Regions from separate parts of the Homo sapiens genome. Here region 1 is linked to region 2. A link is a loop called in an ENCODE intact Hi-C map of the cell type or tissue named here. Cell type or tissue: IMR-90. All regions are shown on one strand. Links, peaks and the distances in the headings refer to the core of each region. The heading gives the core; the rest is flanking DNA.

The links. A loop is a pair of places that touch in the nucleus more often than their neighbours do. Peaks named below come from ENCODE experiments on the same cell type or tissue, not always from the same donor. Only the 100,000 strongest peaks of a DNase experiment are listed, where the experiment ranks them.
Region 1: it touches region 2 in a loop (4-fold over the local background); 4 of 110 quality-filtered maps call a loop at or near these places.

Annotation. Positions count from the first base shown.
Region 1 is chr17:44,760,623-44,768,944 of GRCh38, reverse strand. The region is part of intron 2 of ADAM11 (ADAM metallopeptidase domain 11); the gene reads right to left. Among named protein-coding and RNA genes, the nearest start is that of ADAM11, 5.8 kb to the right of the region's middle. In IMR-90, for the core only: no CTCF peak of the experiment used is centred there; no DNase peak of the experiment used is centred there; H3K27me3 peaks cover 2,555 bases.
Region 2 is chr17:44,529,640-44,537,961 of GRCh38, reverse strand. It overlaps LOC105371791 (a long non-coding RNA gene), which reads right to left and starts at 1,722. Exons shown (of 3, transcript XR_934779.2): 1 at 1,570-1,722; 2 at 1,098-1,207; 3 at 105-137. RefSeq lists enhancers at 3,540-4,043, 4,044-4,548. In IMR-90, for the core only: a CTCF peak has its summit at 4,264 (motif pointing left); a DNase peak (open chromatin) is centred at 4,091; H3K4me3 peaks cover 300 bases; H3K27ac peaks cover 2,315 bases.

The sequences.
Region 1 (8,322 bases), core at 123-8,122, 230 kb before region 2:
TGAGGACGCCTGGATCACAGCAACCGCAGGGCCCAGGAAGGGCTGAGAGGACTCAGGGCTGGGGCCTTCTCCACACCCCTTGTTCATTCCAGAAGACTGACTCCAGACCCCAACATGAGGGTCACCCACTCTGCCCTGCAAATGGGAGGCTTTTGTTCGCTGCCTGGCCTTTGTGGTGGGGACGGCAGGTTGCAGGAAGGAAGAGAGCCCCAAGGTTGTGGTCATGAAATCCATAGCCTGTGCCTTGTCGGCTTCCTCCTCAACCACCTCATCACTGCTAATCTTTACCGAGCACTTCTTGTGTGCCGGGCCCTGGTCTAAACACTAAGAGTATTGCCCTGTTTGATCTTCGCAGCAACCCTATGGGATAGATTACTGCCATTCCCATCTGAAAGGAGACAGGCACAGTGGGGCTGACTAACTTGCCCAAGGTCACACAGCTAAAAAGTGGTGAAGCTAGGGAGTCTGCTTCTAGGGCTGTCTCACCCCAAAGGTGGAGTAAAATGGAAGAGGGCCCAGTGTCCATGAGAGGTCCTGGGAGAGGAGCAAGGGGGGCACCAACGGCCAGGGCCTGGGTGGGCTGACCTTTGCGCCCCAAGGACACCGACTCACCCTATTCCAGGCTGACCAAGGCTCCCAATTCCATCCTGAGCCCCTAGAGCATTGATCAGCCCGAAATAGAAAGTCAAGGACAAGGAGTCGCCACATCCTCTTCCCGGCCCATGGCCTGAACCATCCTGGCCTTCCCCTGCCCCTGGGACTGTTCCTGCTTGTTCTATCTGCCTCCCACCAACAAGCCCCTATGCCAGCCCCCTCCACAGCTGCCTAGAGGAGCAGCCTGCCAGACCCCTTGCCCCAATGCTGCTCTCTGACCGTGCAGCCCCAGGGATGACCCAGCAACCTCTCTGTGCCTCAGATTTTCCCACTGAAAATGGTCAGATGAGCCCAGATGCGAGGCCAGGAGGTTGGCTACGTATTGGTACCATCCTGGGCCTGGAGATTCCAGCAGAGTCTGCCCTGGCACCAACAGAATCTCCCTCACTCAGGAGGTCTGCGAGCCACCCCATCAAGCCTGCTTCCTCTCTGCAGAGGCCAAGCCAGTCCCCACTCTGGGGAAAGCCCCAGCTGATGGGGGATGAAGGCCAGATACCTTAAGAGCCTCCTTGTCCACCACCTCCTGCCACCTGCTGAGCTCTCACCACTTCCCCATCTGGTGCAGCTGAGCCCAGCAGGACACAGGGCTCAGACCAGATAAGCCCCTGGGGCAGTGCCGGGGCAGCTGGGGCTGGGGGCTGGGCCTGGCTGGAGGTGGCCCAGGAGGGGGCTGGGAGAGCCCCCAAAGGCGGTAGGAGAAAGAAAGAGACCACATACCAAGGGGTGTTTGCCTGGCCTGGCCCCATGCGGGGACACAACCCTGTCCCTGGTCTGAGGGAAGAGATGGGTCACACAAACCTATCTCAGTCCCCAGAATCTCTGTGGCCCTGGCACCTGGGGAGTGGGGAGGGGACTCCTGCTGGCACAGAGTCCCAAGACCGCCCCAAGCCCGCCCAGCATTAGGCCAATGTTCTTTTTTTTTTTTTTTTTTTTTTTGAGATGGAGTCTCACTCTATCACCCAGGCTGTAGTGCAGTGGTGCAATCTCAGCTCACTGCAACCTCTGCCTCCTGAGTTCAAGCAATTCTCTGCCTCAGCCTCCCGAGGAGCTGGGATTGTAGGTGCCTACCACCACGCCCGGCTAATTTTTTTGTATTTTTAGTAGAGACAGGGTTTCACCATCTTGGCCAGGCTTGTCTTGAACTCCTGACCTTGTGATCCACCCTTGGCATCCCAAAGTGCTGGGATTGCAAATGTGAGCCACCATGCCCAGCGAATGTTCTTTTTTTAAAATTAATTAATTAATTTTTTAAGAGATGGGATCTCACTGTGTTGCCCAGGCTGATCTTGAACTCCTGGGCTCAGACCATCCTCCCGCCTCAGCCTCCCAAAGTGCTAGGATTACAGACTTGAGCCTCCATGTCCAGCCTAAGCCAGTGCTCTATCAAAGCCAAACTGTGCTCCCTGCCTGGCCCTGCTTTCTGCCCCTGCCCTGCCTCTGACCTCATCCCATTGTCCCTCCATCCCTGGTGGGAGGGGCCTTTGGTCTTGAGGTCATGCCAGCCCTCAGCTGACCCTGTGCCCTGCACTTGTCTCTTGCTCCCCCGGCTGCCCAGGCTCTCACATGCTCCAGCTCATTTGATCTCAACGTGCCCAGGCTGTCTGGTCCTCATTTTACAAATGCCAGGATGAGGCTCAGGGAGACACCTGGAGGTGACTGGCCCAGGGTCATGGCTGGGTGGCTGGGGAGGTGTGGGGCTGGATCTCACCCTGGGGCTGGAGTTCGTGTCGCCACAGCAGCTGTGACTGCCTGGCAGGGGTGACCACCCCTTCCACCCGAGGCTCCTCTCTGGCTGGCCCACCCACTCTCCTAGACATCTGCTTCAGAGCGACTGTGCCTTGTCCTCTCTGTACCAGATGCGGGGTGCAGACAGAAAAAGGCAAAGATTCTGCCAAAGACCCAGAAGCACAAATACAGGTGCCTGGGCTCTGCCCCAGACCTACAGACACACAGTCTTAGGAAGGGAGAGACTAAGGAGCCTTAGGATTCTCAAATTCTCCAGGAAATTCGAGAAGGGAGACCATTGCTCCCCACCACTTCCAGACACGGCCCTTCACACGCTGACCCGGAACTCCTGCCCGGACCTCCCTCTCCTCCCCACCCTCATCTGCACAGCCTGCACCTGCCAACCCATGCAGGGCTCTGGCGCCCTCCACCTCTGGGCCTTTAAGCACACAGTAGACATACACTTCTTTGATCACTGATTTGGCTTTTCAGGTGGGCGACCTTTAGTTCCCTGGAGCAAGGGCGATGCCTGCTTTTTTTCCCTGCCCACGAGCTCAACACTCACGTTGAATGGAAATGTATCGCAAGGCCTGAGATAAGCTGCTTCATGCCCCCGGCCTCAGTTTTCCCCTCGGTAAAACAGAATTGTTGGGCCAGGAGCAGTGGCTTACGCCTGTAATCCTAGGAGGCCAAGGTGGGCGGATTGCCTGAGCTCAGGAGTTTGAGACCAGCCTGGGTAACATGGTGAAACCCTGTCTCTACTCAAACAAAAAAGAAATTAGCCGGGTGTGGTGGCATGTGCCTGTAATCCCAGTTACTCGAGAGGCTGAGGCAGGGGAATTGCTTGAACCCGGGAGGCGGAGGTTGCAGTGAGCCAAGATCGTGCCACTGCACTCCAGCCTGGGCAACACAGCAAAACACTCTGTCTCTACAAAAAAAAAAAAAAAAAAAAAAAGAGAAAAGAAAAGAAAAACCAGGATTGCTGTGAGGATTAAATAAAAGCCCTTTTAAATGTGGTATCATAAGGGTCAATAATAATAATAACGAGAAGGAAGTGTAAATGTTCCAGCTGAACAGGGCTTTGAGGAACTGCATAAACGACTCCTTTGGATCACCTACTGTGACAGGGACATGCCAGAATGGTAGCCTTATGCTCCAGATCTGGGTGGATGGTGTGATTTACCTGTCAGGTGTCTCACCTGAGGACATCTTTCTGGAATCCCCTCCCGCAAGGAGACACCACCACCTTGTGGGCCAGGTGGCTGCAGAGTGGGGAGGAGCCAGAGAGGCAGGAGCTCCACCTGGGAGTATGTCCCAGCTGGGAGAAACCCCCCACCCACCCACCCACCTGCCAGCTCCCCCCACCCACCCCCGGCAATGTGTTGGGTGCTCCATTTATCAAGAGGGCAGCGGGATTCCCAGGCAATGAGAACAGCCAGACAAATTTCCAATGATGGGATTTGACCTACATTTTTGAGAACAGAGCCACCTCCTTTTACAGGGTCATCAGTCCCTCTGGGGACAGACTCTGGACAGCTGGGTTCCTCTAGGCAGCCAGGAGGTTGCTTGGGTGAGGCCAAGCCCACAGGCCAGAGTCCTGCTCATGTGGTTTCTCCCCTGGACCCCACCCCGAGCCTGACAAGTAACCCCTAAATATCCTGGCTCCTGTTTCTGACACCCAGCCCTCATGCCAGCACCAGGGCCCAGCACCCTGTCCGGACACTCAGAGATGTTGACCATCGGCTCTTCTGCCAGATCTTGGGCTGGACACCTGACATTCATCATCTCAAGTCCTCGCAGCAGCCTGAGAGGTGGAGACTATGAGCATCCCCATTTTATGAATGAGGAAGGTGGTGTTCAGGGGGCTGCATGACTGGCTCAGGTCACACAGTCAGAAGCAGGGGAGCAGGACCTGCACTAAGGCTGTGCCACCTCAAAGCCACAGCGTGCAGCCTCTCACACCAAAACTAAGCCTGCTGAACTCTCTGGCATGGCAGAGCTCAGTTCATGCCCCCACCTCACCCCTGGGAACAAGCTGGGCCCAGCAAAATCCTAGCCCTGGCTTCTAGCCATCTGCCCCAACCCAGGAGAGAGCCGCAACTTCAGCCACACAGACTATAGCATGGCCTTGGCTCTAGTGGGGTACCAGGGCCCCAGGCACAGACCCTGGCCCCCCTGTGGCACCATGTCCATGACTCCCATCTTCAAGAGCTGGGGGTGAGCCTTACTCAACTGCCCTCCGCCTTTCTGCAGGACGAAAACACAAACACTGTTGCAGCACACACCCACCGTGGAGGGCTTCTGGGGTGGTGCTTCCAGTAAATGCTGGCCTGGGCATCTCTCACAAGAGCTTAGCCCAGAGACTGAGGCACCCCTCCCCTAGCTGGCTCAGATGAGCTTCTATGTACCAGGTCTGCGACCTCCTCACCCCTGACCCTAGTCACCTCCCCATGTCCTGCCCTCTCCTTGTTCCCAAGGAGTCTGGGTCTCCCCAGGGGCAGGCATAACCCATACAGCAGCTTGGTGCAAATTAGAAAAAGGGGTCCCAAGACCGGGTGAGGTGGCTCACACCTGTAATTCCAGCACTTTGGGAGGCCAAGGCGGGTGGATCACTTGAGATCAGGAGTTCGAGACCAGTTTGGCCAGCATGGTGAAACCCCATCTCTACTAAAAATACAAAAATTAGCTGGAAGTGGTGGTGCACGCCTGTAATCCCAGCTACTCGGGAGGCTGAGGCACAAGAATCACTTGAACCCGGGAGGCAGAGGCTGCAGTGAGCCGAGATCATGCTGCTGCACTCCAGCCTGGGTGACAGAGTGAGACTCTGTCTTAAAAAAAAAAAAAGAAAGAAAACAAGATCCCCCTGCAAGTCAGAACGCATGTGGCCCCATAAGCCCACAGATTGCATTCAGCTCACTTACTGCTTGCCCAGTCACCCTAGTGGAGTGAACAACCAGCCCAACTGGACACGGTAGTCTTGCCTGACCTGCACCACCCCTCGGCTGCAGGCTCCCTGGAACCACAGGTTTCTGCACTCCCAGAAGCTCCCTCACTTCTCTGGGCCTCAGGCCTAGCCTGCTTCCAGGCTGGACAGAAGTGAGGGGGTTGAGTGCAGTAGCAAAGAGAGGGCAAGGGTGCATCTGTGTCTCTTTTCCCTTCAGCCCTGAGCAAGAGGTGGCAGCGTGCTGGGTGAGAGCCCTGCTTTGAGGATCAGTCTTGACTCTGTGCTCAAGTGCTGTGTCACTTGGGGCAGTTACGTTGCCTCTCTGTGCCTGTTTCTCCATCTGCGAGATGGGAATAACAGCCCCACCTCTGGGAGCTGTGATGAAGATTAAATAATTCCACGTAAAGGAGTGCCTGCCCCAAAAAGGCCTAGTAAATAATTGTAATTTCTCTACCTTGTTCTTTTGTTGTTGTTGTTGTATTGTGTGAGACAGGATCTCACTCTGTAGCCTAGGTTGGAGTGCAGTGGTGCAACCATAGCTCACTGCAGCCTTGAACTCTTGGACTCAAGCGATCCTGCAGCCTCAGCCTCCCAAGTAGCTGGGACTACAGGTGCGCAGCACCATGCTTGGGTAATTTTTTTTTTTTTTTTTGGTAGAGACGGGAGTCTCACTATGGTGCCCAGGCTAGTCTCAAACTCCTGGTCTCAAGCAATCCCCTGACCTTGGCCACTGTGAGCCAATGCACCCAGTCTAATTTCTCCAGCTTCTAATTCCTTCTTGGCCGCTATATCTCTTCCCCTGTCCCAGTCGCACCCCCACCCTTGCCCCTGTCAAGCCAGGAATCCTCAGCACGTAAAGCTCTTTCCCATCACCACCTCCTGGTAGTAGGTGGGACTGAGATATGTTACCATCCTGATTTTAGGGAACAGGAAACTGGGGCTCAGAAAAGTCAAACGACCTGCCCAAAGCCACAGCAGCTCAGCGCCCCAGGCCCTGCCAGCCAGCATGTGCCCCTGGACTCGACACATGACCAGAGATCTTGCTGCCAGCTCCACACCGGCTAGGCTTGAAGTTCCAAACCAGGGCAGTAAGTTAAGGCAAAAACCAAGCAATGCCCAGCTGGGGTACTTCTGGCTAGGACACACACGGGCTCAAGTCCACACTGGATCCACCATCAGACCCCATGGCTCTGAGGCCAAAAGCGCTCTAACCCCAGGGAGAAATGCCAGGCAGGAGATTGAGGGTTTGCCATATCTCCTTACCGTTGGGGAAAATATTCTGGATGTGTCTTTTTGTCTCCTTGCTCTGGGCAGAGTTGGGAGACTGCCTCCTGGACCCAAATCCAGAGAGCCCTGGAGGCAGAACTGGGAAGTGCCCTGGTGTGGAGAAAACTCCCACCTCCACTGCTTAAGATCTGATTGACTTTGGGCAATTTACGTCATCCCTCTGAGCCTCAGTTTGCTCATCTGTAAAATGGGGCTGACAAAAGTTACAAGCTGCCAGGCGCAGTGGCTCACGCTTGTAATCCCAGCACTTTGGGAGGCCGAGGTGGGCAGATCACCTGAGGTCGGAAGTTCGAGACCAGCCTGAGCAACATGGAGAAACCCCATCTCTACTAAAAATACAAAAAATTAGCCAGGCATGGTGGCGCACGTCTGTAATCCCAGCTACTCGGGAGGCTGAGGCAGTAGAATTGCTTGAACCCGGGAGGTGGAGGTTAGGGTGAGCAGAGATCACGCCATTGCACTCCAGCCTGGGCAACAAGAGCAAAACTCCATCACACACACACATAAACACACAAAAGTTACAAGCCTTACAGAGTTGTGAGAAATAAGTGATGTAGAGTGCATACAAAGCTTGGCAGAGTGGCCCATAGAAGTCCACAGCTTTGGTACCTCAGGGGAAACTGAGGCACAGATAAGAGAGGGCCCCAAACAAGTCCCTTGAGGAGGTCGCCATGAGGGCCCTAGGAAGTCTCAGTCTCAGAGAGACCCCAAAATTGGAGATAATCACTGCCCGGCAGATCCATGGAACTCCATTCCCTCCCCGCAGGCTCTCAGACACCCCTCAGAAGTATCTGGAATCGGTGGATCACATACACACCTCACATGCACTCACTCACCTGCAGAACAACACAGAGACCCCCAACCCAAGCAGTTCAACTGCACCCATCCTGACCTTCCCACGCAGCTGCAGACACCACCACAGCCCAGAACCTCCTACCCTTTGCCACCTCTGTCTCTGTTCGGAAAGGGTCAGGCTGAAGGAGCAACCTGCCCAGTTGGAATACCTGACTTTTCATCCCTACCTGACTCCAGGCTTTTCCTCAACTCTGTCCCCTTTCCCTGCGGTGACATCCCTCCATGACTCAATCTGCACATCCCTTAAAGCATAAGCCAGAGTCCCAGCAGTCGGGCAGACCATCAGTTCCCCCACAGTGTAACCACGGGGTGCACAGTTCACAGGTAGGGAGTGACACCAGGCAAGACAGCCAGACTCAGCGGCCAGGACACCCCATCCCCGGCCCTAGGACTGCACACCTCCCAGGGAGCCTGGGCAGTTGCTGAAGGCAGCTTCCACCCCCCACCCCACCCCCAGTGACTGCGGGCCTTGGACCATTAGCCCCCTCCCCCTGCCCCTCTGCACGGCCCTGAGTGATGGTCCATCTATTATGCATGCTCCCTTCCTGCTCCATCCATTTCATCAGTATTCTCCACCCCTGCACCACCCCGCATCCCCCTCTGCTCCCCTCCCTTAAGGGCTTTTAACCAAGTACATTAGGCAGGGCCAGATGCCAGTCTGACAGATGTCCGTAATGTTAGCCTCCGTTTCCCTCCTTCCTCCCTCTGCCCAGCCCAATTTACCTCCCACCACTCCCCGCTGCCAAAACTTCCCAGGCCTCAGTTGTACCCCTCTTCTGGGTCTCCCCCCTATACCTCCTGTTTGTGCCGGGCCTTTGCCAGCCAACCTGCCCTCTGCTGCCCTGTTGGCCTGGCTC
Region 2 (8,322 bases), core at 175-8,174:
GGGTCCCCTTCCCTGCTTTGGAAGCTTTGTTCTTTCGCTTTTCCCAATAAATCTTGCTGCTGCTCACTCTTTGGGTCCATGCCATCTTGAAGAGCTGTGACACTCACTGCGAAGGTCCACGGCTTCATTCTTGAAGTCTGTGAGACCAAGAACCCAAGAAGCCTGTAAGACCAAGAACCCATGGGAAGGAACCAACTCCAGACACACTTTTAACAACCTGTGATGGGCTCTCAAAACTCACATCTTAGGCTGGCGTGGTGGCTCACGCCTGTAATCCCAGCACTTTGGGAGGCCGAGGCGGGTGGATCACGAGGTCAGGAGATCGAGACCATCCTGGCTAACATGGTGAAACCCCGACTCTACTAAAAATACAAAGAAATTAGCCGGGCATGGTGTTGGGCACCTGTAGTCCCAGCTACTCAGGAGGCTGAGGCAGGAGAATGGTATGAACCCGGGAGGCAGAGCTTGCAGTGAGCTGAGATCGCGCCACTGCACTCGAGGCTGGGCGACAGAGCGAGACTCCGTCTCAAAAAAAAAAAAAAAAACCTCACATCTTTGGAACCTGGCCTGACATCTCAGAACCAGGGAGAAAACTGCAGATTGACTCTCAAAGAAGGGGTTCATTGGAGGCCTCAGGTGTTTCTGGAGAAGTAATCACTCATGATTATTTCCTAGGGAATTTGCCTCCCTTTCCCTTCAGAAGTCCCCAGCCATTGTTTGGGAAGAAAAAGTGCCATTTGTTTTTCATTTTTTTGAATTTTTAATTTTTAAAATATTTATATTTCATTTAAAAAAATAGAGACGAGGTCTCACTATGTTGCCCAGACTGGCCTCGAACTCCTGAGCTCAAGCAATCCGCCTGCCTTGGCCTCCCAAAGTGCTAGGATTACAGGCGTGAACCACTGCACCCAGCCTAAAAGTGCCCTATAAATGAAAGAAGGGATGTAAGTTCCCAGCTGGAGGTGAGGGGGTGGAAGAGGTAACTAGGAAAGTGGGAACTGAGGTCCTAGCCGGTGGGAGAGAGGCGCCATCTCGGGCTTCCTCCTCCAAATCTATCCCTGAGGCTTTCAGTACAAGCCTGGATTCCAGTTCCTCACCAGCGCCGGGCGAGGCTGGGCTTCTGGACCCCTGGGACGCTGCCTCATTCAGCTTGCTGAGAAGCTCCGGGTCTCTGGACCTGTGAAGACCTCGTGGCCACCCAGCTGCCCTGGGAGGAAGGAATTGAATGGGGGTCAAGTGTTGGGAGGTCTGGACAGGAAGCAGTTGTGAGCCAAAGGCAGGAAATGCTCCTTAGGAGCTGTCCTCCCACAGCTAACCTCCTCTGAGAAGATTGTTCACCACCCTCCCCTCCAGAGCAAGGAAATGAGGACAGAGGGAGAATGAGCCAGGGGCCCTGCCACTCACTGCCACCTCCCATTCCTGCTCACCAATTTCTGTAGTCTGTCCAGGTCCAGACCCTCCCTAGCCTAAGGTGTCTGGAGCTCCATCTGGCTGACAGCCCCTCTGTCTGGCCCCACAGTCAAGGCCCTCACAGTTTGTGGTCAGCAGGCCTTGTCTCCCTCCACTCACCCAGGAGCACTGGGCACCCAGCCCCACTGCTGGCTGGCCTTGCCTCCCTGGCCTTTGCTGTTTTGGCCTTCGTGTTTCCCTCTGCTCTTCTCCCCAGGGCAGAGTCCCACAAATCTTTAGAAATACAGCTGGAACCTGGAATCCGCTGAGACAGCTTCCCTGAAACTCTCTCCCTCAGGAGTTCCCGCCTCTGAGGTTCCTACACCAAGTTGTTCTCACTTCTTAAAACACAGACCACATGTTCCCCTGCTTTAGAATATTCAAATGATCCTGTCTGTCTTCCACTGAGCTGAGAGTTCCCAGAGCAGCTCTGCCCCACAGAAATAAGATGGAAGTCACAGATGCCATTTAAAATGTTCTATCCAGCCTGGGCAACATAGTGAGATCTCACCTGTTAAAAACAAACAAAAACCTACATAAAAGTTAGCTGGGTACAGTGATGCATACCTGTAGTCCTAGTCCCAATGACTGAGGAGTCTGAGGCAGGAGGATAGATTGAGCCCAGGAGTTTGAGGCTACTGTGAGCTATGGGAAAATTAATTTTTTGAGACAGGGTCTCACTTTGTCACCCAAGCTGGAGTGGAGTGGTGTGAACACAGTTCACTGCAGCCTCAACCTCCTGGACTCAGGCGATCCTCCCCCGCCCTCAGTCCCCACAAGTAGCTGGGATTGCAGGTGTGTGCCACCATGCCCAGCTAATTTTTGTATTTTTTGTAGACACAGGGTTTCACCATGTTGCACCGGCTGGTCTCGAACTCCTGAGTTTAAGCGATCCGCCCGCTTGGCCTCCCGAAGTGTTGGGATTACAGGCATGAGCCATCGTGTCTGGCTAAAATTAATTTTAATAATATATCTTATTTAACCCAATAGATCCAAAATACTATCATTTCCACGTGTAATCAATATAAAAGTTGTTAATGCTATATTTTACATTTTTTTCAAAAAGTCCTTAGAATTCAGTGTGTATTTTGCACTTTCAGCACATCTCAACTTGGATTAGTCCTGTGCTCTACAGTCATGTGGCTGGTGGGTAGTATATTAGCACAGTTCTAGAGAACAGGGATGGAGCCCTGTGTCTATACTTACATTAAGTCCAGATAATGTCTTGTTTAAAAAGCCCAGTTGTTTGGCCAGGCATGGTGACTCACACCTGTAATCCCAGCACTTTGGTAAAAGGTGAAAGATTTATACGATCTGAAGAGAAACCAGACTATACTCCCAGCACTTTGGAAGGCCGAGGTGGGTGGATCAGCTGAGGTCAGAAGTTCGAGACCAGCCTGGCCAACATGGCAAAACCCCGTCTCTACTAAAAATACAAAAATTAGCTGGGGGTGGCTGGGCGCAGTGGCTTACGCCTGTAATCCCAGCACTTTGGGAGGCTGAGGCGGGCAGATCACCTGAGGTCAGGAGTTCGAGACCAGCCTGGCCAACACGGTGAAACCCTGTCTCTACTAAAAATACAAAAAAATTGCCAGGCATGTGGTGGGCACCTGCAGTCCCAGCTACTCAGGAGCCTGAGGCAGGAGAATCGCTGGAACCCGGGAGGCAGAGGTTGCAGTGCGCTGAGACTGCACCATTGCACTCCAGCCTAGGCAACAGAGTGAGGCTCTGTCTCAAAAAAAAAAAAAGCCCGATTGTTGGAATCAGACTGCTTGGGTTTGAACACTGGCTCAATCACTAGCTGTGTGACCTTAGACATGTCCCATAACCACTCTGTGCCTTAACTGTCTCCTCTGTAAAACAGGCCTAACAACTCTCATAGAATTGCTGTGAGGATTAGGTAAAGAACTTAGATCAATGCCTGGCATACAGTAGGTGCTCACTAAAGGTTGGCTGTCTTCATCTTTGCAGGATGCTAACCTTGGCCCAAAACAATCATTTATTTATTTATTTATTTATGACAGGGTCTCTCATTCTATCACCCAGGCTGAAGTGCAGTGGGACGATCTCAGCTCACGGCAACCTCCACCTCCTGGGCTCAAGAGGTCCTCCCACCTCAGCCTCCTTAATAGCTGAGACTATAGGCACATGCCACCATGCCTGGCTAATTTTTAAGTTGTCTGTAGAAAAGAGGGTCTCACCACATTGCCCAGGCTGGCCTGAAACTCTTGGGCTTAAGCCATCCTCCTGCCTCCCAAAGTGCTGGGATTACAGGCCTGAGCCACCATGCCAGGCCTCTTGCCCCAAACAATCGTTTGCTGGAAGATTAAATGAGAAAAATAGTGCTTTGCCCTCCAGCCGATTGAGGCAGAAGTGAGAGCTGGGTGGGGCCAGTGAGTTTTGTCTGGAGAAGTTGGAATAGGATGGAAGAGGCGCAGGCTGTGGGTGGCGGGAGGCTCTCTGTAGGGCGAGATGGAGGTTTACAGCTGGGCTGCCACGGAATTTGGAAACTAACATCAGCATAAGGCCTGGATGATTCATTGCTGCAGCGAAGCTTCTGGGGTTCAAAGAAGGAAGGTCTAGAGGGCTGGAGCCTGCAGAAAACGCTTCAAGGAGCAGCGTGAGGTTTGAAAAGCCAGCGAGCAGCGGGTGATGTGGAGCTCCAAGCTCATTGCTTGGAGAAAAGGGCTGGTTGGGACAAAGGGTCTGATTGGAGTCAGGCCCGCTGCCTCTGGCGGGTGGCCTCCCTCGCTAGCGGTAGGCCTCGCGGGAGAGGGGAGCATCTGAGGATTGCATTTTAGGGCCACAGCGCCCTCTGCTGGACATGGGGACCTGGGGCAGCAGCACGAGTGGGAGCAGGTGACAAAATGTGCGGGAAAAGGTCTGTGCCAGATAGGGTCCTTCCCATTCCCAAGCACCCCTAGGAGGATCACACGATTGGAATCCCTTAACAAGTATAGGAAGTTTATAGAAAATGAGCAAGTCTTGAAGTGTAGCCACCTATTGGTTCATCTTTATTTGCTCACAGTTGGTGTAGATGAACGTGTACTACATTGAGTTTATTTCATCTCGTAATCCTTTGGAGTTATAGGACTGTGGGTTAGAGGCAAATAATAATAACAGCTAATGCTTGTATAGCCCTATGATGTGCCAGGTGCAATTTTATATTATTTTACAGATGAGGAAACTGAGGCACAGAGAAATTTAAATCACCAGCATAACATGACATAGCTGACATAGAAGAGCCAGTATGACTGCAGAGTGTGTACACAAAACCACCACTTCCTACTATTTCTCTGAAATAATCAAGGCCATTTTCCCCTTTACATGAGGTATGGTAAGTCCTGGGTGCTCCATGAATCTAGACCTTCCTAGTTCTGTTCCTGATTCTCAGACCGCTGCTAATTTTTTTTTTTTTTTTTGAGACAGGGTCTTGCTTGATTGCCCAGGCTGAAGTGAAGTGGCATTATCTTGGCTCACTGCACCCTTGACCTCCCTGGCTCAAGCAATCCTCCTGCCTTAGCCACTCGAGTAGCTACAGGCGTGTGCCACCATGCCTGGCTAATTTGTGTATTTTTTTAGGGACAGGGTTTTGCCATGCTGTTCAGGCAGGTCTCGAACTCCTGAGCTCAAGCAATCTGCCTGCCTCAGCCTCCCAAAGTGCTGAGATTACAGGCATGAGCCACAGCTCCTGGCTTAAAGAATTTTTTTTTTTTTTAAGTCAGGGCTGGCTGGGCGCAGTGGCTCACGCCTGTAATTCCAACACTTTGGGAGGCCAAGGCGGGCAGATCACTTGAGGTCAGGAGTTCGAAACCAGCCTGGCCAACATGGTGAAACCCCGTCTCTACTAAAAATACAAAAAAATTCGCTGGGCGTGGTGGCATGTGCTTGTAATCCCAGCTACTCAGGAAGCCAAGGAAGGAGAACTGCTGGAACCTGGAAGGCTGAGGTTGCAGTGAGCCAAGATCGCACCACTGCACTCCAGCCTGGGTGACAGAGCAAGCCTCCATCTCAAAAAAAAAGTCAGGGTTGACATTTATTGGTTTGTCATGCATGTCGGGGAGAAAAAGCCATCTCTTTTCTTCACCCATCACAAGGTTCATAGCTGACACCACTATAATAAAAGACAGATTAACAAAATAAAAGCATAACAAATTTACTTAACCAAAGTCTTATGTGATATAGGAGGCTTCAGAAATGAAGACCAAAGACCTAGGGAAAATAGTATATTTTTATGCTGAGTCTGAAGAAAGAAATGGATAGCTGTGGAAAAACATGATTAGAGGAAAAGGGGTATGATCTGATGGAAATAAACTGGGAGAGAACTCAGGAAGACCTATCTTTTCAGGTTCTTTTTTTTTTTTTTCCCGAGACGGAGTCTTGCTCTGTCACCCAGGCTGGAGTGCAGTGGCGTGATCTCGGCTCACTGCAACCTCCACCTCCCGGGTTGAAGCAATTCTCTTGCCTCAGCCTCCTGAGTAGCTGGGATTACAAGCACCCGCCACCACACCCAGCTAATTTCTGTATTTTAAGTAGAGACGGGGTTTTACCATGATGCCCAGGCTGGTCTTCAACTCCTGACCTCATGATCTGCCCACCTCAGCCTCCCAAAGTGCTGGGATTACAGGCATGAGCCACCGTGCCCAGCTTTTCAGGTTCTTTTTGTGTGCGTGTGCCTCTATATGACTTTCCTTCAACCTCCTCCCCCACCATTCCCCAGGTATGGTGCAGAACATCTGTCGCATGTGGGTCTTATGACCTAATTTCAGAGGAGATAGGTCAGAGAATTATTTTATAGATAGTGCTCACACAGAAAGGCCAGAGAAGGTCAGTGTGACCTCTGGAGGCTGAGGTGGGAGGATCGCTTGGACCTAGAAGAGTGATCGCCAAGGTACCATGTTTTGGGGTACTGTGTCCTGCACCCTGTCAGGAACTAGATATGTGGCATGCACTGTGCCGAGCACACTGTTGGATTGTCTCACTTAAGCCCAAGAATGGCCCTGTGAGACGACTATTATTATTTTCCTTCTTTGACTAATGGAGAAGTGTCCAGGCATGGCTTAGCTGGGTTCTCCACCCAAGGACTTGTGAGGCTGCATTCAAGGTGTTGGCTAGACCATGGTCTCATCTGGAGCTTTGACTGGAAAATGTGCTTCCAAATTCATTCAAGTTGTTGGCAGAATTCATTTCCTCATGGGTACAGGACCAAGGGTTCCAGCTTCTTGCTGGGTGTTAACTGAAAGTGAATCCTTTCCACGTGGGCTTTCCCAAGGTATCAGTCGGGGTCCTTCAGAGAAACAGTAGGATGCAAACATACAAACACAGCAAGACATTTATTCCAAGGAACTGGCTTATGCAACTGTAGGGGCCCGCAAGTCTGAAATCCACAGGAGACTGGCAGACTGGAAACTCTCAGGCAGGAGCTGATGCTGGAGTCTTGTGGCAGAACTTCCTCTTCCCTTTCTTAGGGAAGCTTTAGTTTTGTTCTTTAGTCCTTTCAACTGATTGGATGAGGCCCATCCCCGTAGTCGAGAATAATCTTTTTTTTTTTTTTTTTTTGAGACAGAGTCTCGTTCTGTTACCCAGGCTGGAATGCATTGGTGTGATCACGGCTCACTGCAGCCTTGACCTCCTGGGCTTAATTGATCCTCCTGCCTCAGCCTCCTGAGTAGCTGGGACTACAGGTGCACACCACCACATTTAGCTAACTTTTGTATTTTTTGCAGAGATGAGGTTTTGCCGTGTTGCCCAGGCTGGTCTTGAACTCCTGCGCTCAAGGCATCCTCCCACCTCGGCTCCCAGCTGAGATTACAAGTGTGAGCCACTGCACCCAGCCTGTTGAAAATAATCTTTATTTATGGTCAACTGATTGTGGCTATTAACCACATCTATAAAATACCATCACAGCAACACCTAGATTAGTGTTTGATAGAATAATTGGGACCTACAGCCTAGCCAGGTTGATGCATGAAACTAACCATCACACCCAACCTGGCTGCTCGCTTCACTAAGCCAGCAAGGAGAGTCTCTAGAGTGAGTTGGCCAGCAAGGAGTCTTATAAAATGTAATGAAATCGAGTGACATCTCATCCCTTTTGCCATATTCTATTGGTTAGAAGCAAGTCATGGAGCCAGGCACAGTGGCGGCATGTGCCTATAATCCCAGTTACTTGGGAGGCGGAGACAGGAGGACCGCTTGAACTCAGGAGTTCAGGAGTTCAAGACTAGCCTGGGCAAAATAGTGAGACCCCCCATCTCTTTTTAACAAAAAAAAAAAAAAAAAAGCAGCAAGTCATGGGTCCCACCCACAATCAAGGGAGGGGATTTCATGATGGTGGTGAATGCCAGAAGGTAGAAACATCTGTCCACCACAGAAGCTAAGGTTCAGGGAGCTTAGGAAGAGGCCTAGGGTCACGGTGGTGGTAAAACCGGTGGCCTGTTAATGGCCCTGCTGGAAGAGGCCCCTGTCCTGTTCCCTGCTGGTTGCACTTCCTTATGCTGACTCAGGTGTGTGCTGAGGTTCCTGGCTCTCTCCCACACTCCTTAGACAACTCAGCCTTTCCTAGGTTCCACTGTCACAGATAGGTGAGGTTTAAAGTTCGCTTACTTCCTTTACTTACCTTCCTCTTGGATCCTAGAACACTAACTTCATTACATCATTTATGTTGTACATTCTTTTTTTAACCTCACTGGACACCATTACTACTGTTTATGTAGTCAGTACTTGTTTAGATTCATCTACATATCTGTACTCTTCATTTCTTTTTAAAATTATTATTATGGTTATTATTATTTTGAGACGGAGTCTCACTCTGTCACCAGGCTGGAGTGCAGTGGCGCAATCTTAGCTCACTGCAACCTCTGCCTCCCAGGT